Linked DNA regions of Homo sapiens: region 1 is linked to region 2. Evidence: read pairs that join two places in POLR2A ChIA-PET (ENCODE). Cell type or tissue: GM12878. All regions are shown on one strand. Links, peaks and the distances in the headings refer to the core of each region. The heading gives the core; the rest is flanking DNA.

Evidence for each region. ChIA-PET counts read pairs that join two places held together with the same protein. Peaks named below come from ENCODE experiments on the same cell type or tissue, not always from the same donor. Only the 100,000 strongest peaks of a DNase experiment are listed, where the experiment ranks them.
Region 1: POLR2A ChIA-PET joins it to region 2 with 6 read pairs; 20 of 35 experiments call an interaction of 5 or more read pairs at or near these places.

What each region holds. Positions count from the first base shown.
Region 1 is chr2:112,654,169-112,658,551 of GRCh38, forward strand. It overlaps SLC20A1 (solute carrier family 20 member 1), which reads left to right. Exons shown (of 11, transcript NM_005415.5): 6 at 2,954-3,073. Among named protein-coding and RNA genes, the nearest start is that of SLC20A1, 10 kb to the left of the region's middle. In GM12878, for the core only: no CTCF peak of the experiment used is centred there; a DNase peak (open chromatin) is centred at 1,893; H3K4me3 peaks cover 240 bases; H3K27ac peaks cover 1,789 bases.
Region 2 is chr2:112,724,475-112,728,857 of GRCh38, forward strand. NT5DC4 (5'-nucleotidase domain containing 4) reads left to right here. Exons shown (of 17, transcript NM_001393655.1): 11 at 307-432; 12 at 700-766; 13 at 908-1,078; 14 at 1,764-1,815; 15 at 2,204-2,264. Among named protein-coding and RNA genes, the nearest start is that of NT5DC4, 5.6 kb to the left of the region's middle. RefSeq lists enhancers at 1,621-2,340, 2,341-3,059. In GM12878, for the core only: CTCF peaks have their summits at 291, 585 (motif pointing left) and 2,429 (motif pointing left); DNase peaks (open chromatin) are centred at 1,537 and 2,371; H3K27ac peaks cover 482 bases.

The DNA.
Region 1 (4,383 bases), core at 312-4,311, 70 kb before region 2:
CTTGCTAATTAATTCTTGGAATAATCAGGAACGAAACAGACAACTTTAAGAAAATATTGTTCTTACTTAGACTATACTGAACTGCTATGTGCCGGTGAAGAGAAGTTTGTATGCCAGATTTCCATTGTAAACAGTTCTTTGTGATAAACTAAAAAGTCTCCCATGATGCTCTTAACACTCATTCTTTATGTGGTAGAAGCAAAGCTCAGAGATGAGTGAAATTAGAATCATTTTAAAAACAGAAACTTAGATATTTTCGTTGTGTCCTTTATGGATCATTTGTAAGAAAAACCAGTCTCTTTCCTTTTTGACTTGGAATGTAGACCAACTTAAATTGTGATAGACAGTAATTTCATGTATATTTTAGTTTGTGTGACCACATGATCAAAATTGAAAGCAGAATTTAAAATGAAAAGATACATAGTCACCATAGAATTGTAGTTTGGGGCCGGGCGCGGTGGCTCATGCTTGTAATCCCAGCACTTTGGGAGGCCGAGGTGGGTGGATCATGAGGTCAGGAGTTCAAGACCAGCCTGGCCAAGTTGGTGAAACCTCATCTCTACTAAAAACTAGAAAAACTAACCAGGTGCAGTGGCAGGCGCCTGTAATCCCAGCTACTTCGGAGGCTGAGGCAGGAGAATCACTTGAGCCTGGTAGGCGGAGGTTGCAGTGAGCCAAGATCGTGCCACTGTACTCCAGCCTGGGCGACAGAGTGCGATGCTGTCTCAAAAAAAAAAAAAAAAAGTTCAAAAACAAAAAAAGTTTTAGTTTTGAAGGGACCTCAATTTGTTTCTAATTTTTTTTTTTTTTTTTTTTTTGAGACAGAGTCTCGCCCTGTCACTCAGGTTGGAGTGCAGTGGTGCGAACTTGGGTGACTGCAACCACTACCTCCCGGGTTTGAGCGATTCTCCTGCTTCAGCCTCCCGAGTAGCTGGGATTACACATGTGCATCACCACGCCCAGCTAATTTTTGTATTTTTAGTAGATACGTGGTTTCACCGTGTTGGTCAGTCTGGTCTTGAACTCCCAACCTCAGGTGATCCACGGACCTCAGCCTCCCAAAGTGCTGGGATTACAGGCGTGAGCTGCCGCGTCTGGCCTTGTGTCTGATTTTTAAAGATTAATCATTTTGGGGTATGATAGAATTTCCAGTTTATAAGTACAAACAGTCCCTGACTTCATGGTTCAACCTTCAGTTATTTGACTTTTTGATGGGTTTATAGGTACATAACCTCATTGTAAGTTGAGGAGCATCTGTGATTTCGTACATAACAAGCAAAATAAAGCAAAACAAGCAGAAGTAACTAAGCTATTCCTAGATATCAACTACAGATCATTATAATATCTTTTATGGGTTTTTTTTTTTTTTTTTTACCTTTTTTGTTTTTCAGGGATGGGGTCTTGCTGTGTTGCCCAGGCTGGCCTTGTATTCCTGGGCTCAGGGTGTTCTCACACTTCAGTCTCCTGAGTAGCTAGAGATCATTATAACATCTGTTAGATTTAAATAGGATTGTATAGTGCTTTACTTCTTTTCGTTTGTTTTTGTGACGGAGTTTCGCTCTTGTCACCCAGGCTGGCTGGAGTGCAGTGGCACGATCTTGGCTCACTGCAACCTCGACCTCCTGGGTTCAAGTGATTCTCCTGCCTCAGCCTCCCAAGTAGCTGGGATTATAGAAGCCCACCACCACATCCAGCTGATTTTTTTAATTTTCAGTGGAGACGGGGTTTCACCATGTTGGCCAGGCTGGTCTTGAACTCGTGACCTCAGGTGCTCCACCTGTCTCAGCCTCCCAAAGTGCTGGGATTACAGGTGTGAGCCACTGTGCCTGGCCAGTGCTTTACTTCTGTCTTTAGTACAGGCTAATGGTTTGGAGCCTACTGGCGTGCATATGACAGTCAGATAATGACTAATATTACTCATTCTTAAACCATGTGAACAGTGTTGCTAGGCAAGTCTTTTTTTAAGGTAAGACTTGTAAGTGAAATTACCACTAAACTTTGTGTGTGAGAAAGACAAAACTTTTTTTTTTTTTTTTTTTTTTTTTGAGACAAAGTCTGACTTTGTCACCCAGGCTGGAGTGCAGTGGCGCAATCTCAGCTCACTGCAACCTCCGCCCTGCCAGGTTCAAGTGATTCTCCCACCTCAGCCTCCCGAGTAGCTGGGACTACAGGCGCCCACCACCATGCCCGGCTAATTTTTTTTTGTATTTTTAGTAGAGATGGGGTTTTGCCATGTTGGGCAGGCTGGTCTCGAACTCCTGACCTCAAGTGATCTGCCTGCCACGGCCTCCCAAAGTGCTGGGATTACAGGCATGAGCCACCGTGCCTGGCTGAAAGACAAAGCTTTTACAACTATTCTTAAATTATCAACTTTTGATAGATAATATCCTTGTTTTCTGTATCTTGCTTTGATACTGCTTTCAAGGAGATAATCTCATTAAAGCATTTTACTAAAGGCCAGTATAGTGAATGTAATCACTTTTACACAGAATTGTGTCAGCATGACAAATGTGACTACTGAGACATCATTCTGTTAACATTAAAATAAGTTTGTAGGTGGTAATGGAATATGTGGCAGTTACGATCATGAGCTAGGAGAGTGGAACACTTGCTGTCTTTTTCATAGCTAGTCATAGGTCCTTAGCGTGTAGTGATCTTTATTATCTTCCAAGGTGAAGAAAGGAAAAGGCTCGTATGTTGAGAAGCATAGGAACTTGAGTCCCGCAGGTGTTCAAGTGGGCTAGGCTGGTGTGGGTTTTCAGATGATCATTGAGTTTTTCTCCCAAATTTGTATAGGCACTAGCACAGTAATCCTGTGCACTTAAATCTGGCAGCAGCTGTCAGGGGTGATGGGCTGGTATGGGGAACCCCTCAGTCCCCAGAGGAGGGTTTACACAATATTGCAGGGGGCTGTTGCCCTGGGGTTTTCAAGATGCACCATTTTATCTCCTAGTGCTGGGCTTTGACAAACTTCCTCTGTGGGGTACCATCCTCATCTCGGTGGGATGTGCAGTTTTCTGTGCCCTTATCGTCTGGTTCTTTGTATGTCCCAGGATGAAGAGAAAAATTGAACGTAAGTAATAACTAAACAGCAGAAAAGTTTAACTACTAATGTTGTGTTTATTTTTTATTTGGCCACCTGTAAAAATCTATTAGAAGAGATTGGCAAAATAAGAGATTTTAAAGGGAAATTTGAGGATATGGGTTTGTTGTCCAAACTGTTTTTAGAAATGGACTTACATGACCTAAGACCTGTTCTTAAAAATGGACTTACATGACCTAAGACCTAGTGATAAAGAGTATTCAACCTATGCTGTAGAGACAATCTGGGGCATTGAATTTTTTTATGTTCCTTGATCAGTTGCCAGTGACATGATAGATAAATAGAGAAATCATAGCCTACATTTACTGAGAAGTAGAAGGATACCTTAATGAAAAATAAGGGGTAGATACAAGATATTTTCGTAGAGGAAATATTTACCCCAACTGCTTCTGTGTATAACTTCAGATTCAGACAAGCAAAGCTAAGTCTAATGTGTACATGTTGTATATAGGCTAGAATACATGTAGACATTGTATTGCAGTATACAATGCAAATACATATACAAACACACATTGTGTGTCTGCTAGAATTGTAGCACAGATTCTAGAAGTAAACATTTTCAAGTGTCAAGGAATCATTTAGGCCATTACCACACACTCATGTAATTAAATACTGAGTAAATTTTGGTTAGTATCGGACTTTTTTTTCCTTAAAATAATCATTTTCTGCCCTTTTCATCGATGTGAAGGCTGGGTTAGCAAGTTGAAGTTTATCGTTTCGAAGCTGAGGGATGCATAGACTGCAGTGGTGTTAGGAAGAACGCTGCGTCACCGCAGCTGAACCGAAGAGCCTCCGAGAGGTTCTGTGCTAGTCTGGCTGTGCCGAGTGCACGGTGGGAACCAGGCTTTCAGGACTCTCTGGCCTCATTTTCCCTCTCTGGGAGGAGTTGAGACAAGTCTTGCTTTATGTTAGTCAGTCTGTAGTTTGACTGAGGTGCCTGGATGGATAGGTCAGCATACTGAGCACTGGCATGAGAGAGGCAGAAGATACTCTGGTCTGCCTGTGGGATTTACAGCCATGATGCACATCTCTTTGTTTTATAGAGGTGGAAATTAAAGTTGTCGTCTTTAGTTCCCTGCATTGAGCTGTGCCACTTTGCTTGAATTGGTGGACTGAAATTTGAGAGAATCCTCTTTTGAAAAGAATAGAATTGGGTACAGTTCAGATTTTTAGTTTCAGCTTATCAGCCCCATGGTTGAGCTACTTTCCCCTACAGAATGAGTCAGCAGGGAGCTAAGAAGGGTTCTTATATCTGTAAAGGGTTGTAAAAATAAAAACAA
Region 2 (4,383 bases), core at 262-4,261:
AGGGCCCTAACTAGGTAGCCGTGCTGGTGCCACCTGTCCCTGGGTCTCTGTGCTGTGAGGAGCTCTGGAGCCTGGCCTGAGGCTGCACATGATGTTCAACACCCACCTCCACAAGGTCCTTTTGAGCACTTCCTAGTGCCCAGCTTGGCTGGGGAAGCTGGGCAGCGAGACCGGGTTCCCAGGGGCTGAAGAGGTCTCATCCAGCTGGGAGGTTGGTGGGGAGAGGCAGGCTGTGGTGGGTGACTGGCTGTGGCAAGGTCAGATTTACCAGGCTGTGTGTGTGCAGCCCGTGTGCACCCCCAACAGGCTGAAGCCTCGGGCAGGCCCTGGAGGTCCTACTTTGACCTGATCGTGGTGGACACGCAGAAGCCCCACTTCTTTGCAGAGGGGTTGGTCCTGAGGCAGGTCAACACGGTAATGGCAGGTGCAGAGGTCAGTCCACCTGCACCCATGGACCACGGTTGGGGAGGGCAGCCTGCCTGCCCCTTAGACTTGACCTGCCTTTATAGCTGGCAGCTCTGCTGGCCTGTCTGTCCCTGGAGGCAGGGAACCCGAGGCCGCCTTCAGCGCCCTCTGCTGCCTCCTTCCTCCCACACCCCCCATGGTTACCTCTGCCACTCCCAGCTCCCTGCGACCCTCCCTAGCTAGAGACCAAAGATGTGGTTCTCCTGGCTCCAGGGCACCCCTCTGCCCCTCCAGGACTCAGGAAAGCTCCACGTGGGCACCTACACAGGGCCCCACCAGCACTGTGCTGTCTACTCTGGAGGTACCAGCTCCCACCATGCCCCATCACTCCTTGGGCACCCTCCTTCCCTCGACTAGGAGCCCAGGCCCCTCACCTGCCCCGAGTCACCTACCCCAAGGCAGGAAGGGCAAACGAGTGTCTGTCCTCCCCTTGGTGGGGCAGGCTCTTCGGACATGGTGTGCGAGCTGCTTGGGGTTCGGGGGATGGACATCCTGTACATTGGGGACCACATTTTTGGGGACATTCTCAAGTCCAAGAAGCGTCAGGGCTGGCGGACTTGCCTGGTGGTTCCTGAGCTGTCCTGGGAGCTGGACATCTGGGCCCAGGAGAAGGGTGAGCTGTTGGGGTCTGGAACAGTCAGAGGGGCACTGGCCTCCCATGCAGAGGCCCCAGCACTGCCTTCTCCTTTTTCCCGTGGGGGGTTAGTAGTTGTGACCAGGAATCCTGGCCACTCTGTTGTTTCTGAGGGAGGAAACAGACAAAGACATACAGACCCAGAGAGGCTAAGCGGCCTGCCCGAAGTCACACAGCCAGTAGGGGGAAAGCTGAGAGTCAAATCCACTTCTCCTGACCCAAGAATCCCGTGGTGTTTCTGCAGGCGGTGCCTTCCTCCTGCACCTGACCCCACCCTCCCCACCCACCCCAAGGATGTTCAGTGAGTGGAAGGTACACACCTTCCACCCAGGTATGACTTGAAGTCATCCTCCAGGGCAGGGAGTTGTGTGAGCCCACACAATTTGGGCTTTGTCCTGAGAGCTGAGGCTTTAGGTTTGAGTCATTGCCGTGTGACCTCAGGAAGGTCACCTGACTCCCTCACCTGTCCCATGGGGCCTACGGGGCCTATGCTGTCCCTGCCTCAGTCTGGGCAGAGTCTCACGTGATGTAAGGGGCCAGGGGTGTTATGCACACAGCTCAGGGTGTGCAAGTCCTCCGCTGGGCCAGGGCAGACACAGGCAGGCAGGGCCAGTGGGTGACACAGGCCGTCACTCACCCCCACTGACCCCTGGTGGCTTTTCAGAGCGGTTGGAGGAGCTGAAGAGACTGGACACGCACCTGGCAGACATATACCAGTGAGACCCTGGCCTTTCTGGGGGTGGGATGGGGCAGGGAGAGGTATGGAGGGGCAGTGGCTCACATCCCTGCCTGGCGGCGAGGTCCCGGCCAAGGTTGTCAGAACATCAAGATCTGTTTCAGGCTGGGCTTCCCTAGCAAACTGAATGTGGGGACCCCTCTCACCCCCTTGGGACTGCTCACACTCTGTGACCTCTAGGCCCTTCCTCTGAACCTATCCAGCACTCAGGGACCTGCCCTCGCACGCATGCACACACCCAGCCCGGCACCCCCACTGGATGCCCGCACGGTGTCCCCCCACCCGACCCCTGCTGGGGTCTAAGGAGACTGTCCTGGCACTCGGAGGCTCTGTGCCTCCCCTGGGTCACCTAGCTATTTTTGTACCAGGCACATGGATGGGAGCAGTTGTGAGCTGCAAGTCATCAACTTCACCAAGAGAGAGATCCAGGTGGGAGCTGGGTGGCGAGGGAAGGGACAGGCCCAGCAGGGGCGGAGCCGGGTTCACTTCCCCACTGCTTGCCTGTCGGCTTTGTCCTCGGTGCCAAAGGCCCAGTTACCCCATTCTCCTCAGCCTCGCCTGGGCTCCACCTGCCTTGTCAGCCAGCGCCCTCTGCTGGCCGACATTCCAAAGGGCAGCGGTACCCTCTTGAAGGGCTGAGTTGAGCCTGATTTGCAGGCTTTGCCTCCAGTCCCACAGTCTTTGCCAATCACCCTGCCCGGGAAGTGCCTGCGTGCTAGCTGGGCCCTTATTGACTGACTAGCCAGTTCTGATAGGAAATGTGATTTAGGGCCAGTGAGCCCAGGGTCCTTGGAAAAGAGAAGAAAAGACAGTGTTCCCTTGTGGCATTACTGACCGGCCACCAAAAAGCTGGAGGTGCCCATGGGTCAGCCAGGTGGAGGGAGTCAGGTCACTTGGTCATCCCAAGCCCAGCTGGGGCCGATCACAAAGGGTCTTTGCAGAGCCTTTTACAAAGCACAGCCGTTTGATCTTCCCCACAGCCTTAAGAGGTGGATGGAGCAGGGATTGTCACCTTTATTTTACAGATGAGGAAACTGAGGCTCAGAGAGAGGTCATCCTGGGAGTAAATGTTGGAACCATTCTCTAGGCTCTAAAAGCAGACAGGAAACAGGGCCTGGTGGCGGGGTGGGGCCTGCCAGGATAGTAGGAGCGAGGCTGGGGGTGTCGCCTTGCCAAGTCCTCTGTTGGACTCAGATGGTAAATGAAGCTGTGGGTTTAGTCCTGGGTGGTCCATCTTCAGGGCCAGGCAGGTAACTGTGATGGAAAGCTGCAGCGGGGCCTGTGGCAAAGTGAGGAGCTGCCCCACCTCCAAAAGCCAAGTGTGCAGCCTGTGGGTCTACAACATGCTGCTCCTTCCTACAGAGAGTCACAGGTTTCAATGTCCCCCGGTGAGAGGCCCAGAGAGGCCAGGGTTGCCCAGAAAGGGAGTAGGCCAGGTCAGGCCTAAGCGGGCTGGGATTTCAATTCAGTGTGTTGCCCCTCTGGCCAGAGGGTCACCCAGGAGCTGGACCTGTGCTACAGCACCATGGGCAGCTTGTTCCGCTGCGGTTTCCGCCAGACACTCTTCTCCAGCCAGCTGATGCGCTATGCCGACCTCTACACTGCCGCCTGCCTCGACCTCCTGTACTTCCGAGTGAGCTCAGCTCTCTCGGGCGGCCCCGGAGTTGGTGGGTCCCTGCGGAATCTCCACGGCTGTTTGTGAACATTTATCCTAGAAGGACCCACTGGTCCCCAGCCTTGCTAGGAGCTTGCAAGGTCACCAGCCCTAATCTCCCACCTTCAGACTCAGTGGGATCACAGTCTTGCAGATAACTGTCTGTGTCTTAACAGACGCATGGGAAGAGTTAGGTTTATACAGATAAGATGCCTCGGCAGGGATGTTCTTCCTCATGCCCAACCTTAACTCCTGCTTTAGATTGAGACCACACTATCTCGTCATTTCCTTGGTAGAAAGGATATCAGTTGCAAGGAGGAAGGCACAGTCCTCCTACCCTCAGTAAACATACAGTGGCTTCCGAAGGGGTGGAGGAGGCAGCAGATGATACAGTAAACACTCTGGCTGGTTTTCCTCTGGGAGACCGGAGGATGCTTCTGGGTTAAAAACAGGGTGGTAGAGGTGGCTACGATGGCACTGGGCAAGGGTTAGTAGGAGTCATGGGACTGGCCAGCTCAGGGCTTCCCTGGAACCTGCACGTGTCAGTCCTCCCAAGTTGGCATCATCATTTCCATTTGATAAGACGTAGAGCTTGCAGTTTAGGATCTGAACTTGAAGCTAGACCTCTGAGGCTCCCTGTCGCCTGCCTTCCCTGCTGCCCTTGGCTGCCTTCCAGACGTTTGAGAGGGGAAAACCATTTATTGAGTGTCTGCTGTGTTTCCTGCACTGGGCTGGGTGCTTTTCATCGATTATGCTTAATGCTCAATATAACTCAGCAAAGTAGGTTTTATCTTCCTCATTTTATCATTGATGAGGAAGCACAGAGAATCTAAGTGACTTGCCATCACACAGCTAGTGGACCACACAGCTGGGATGTGAGCCTGTCAAGCTCCA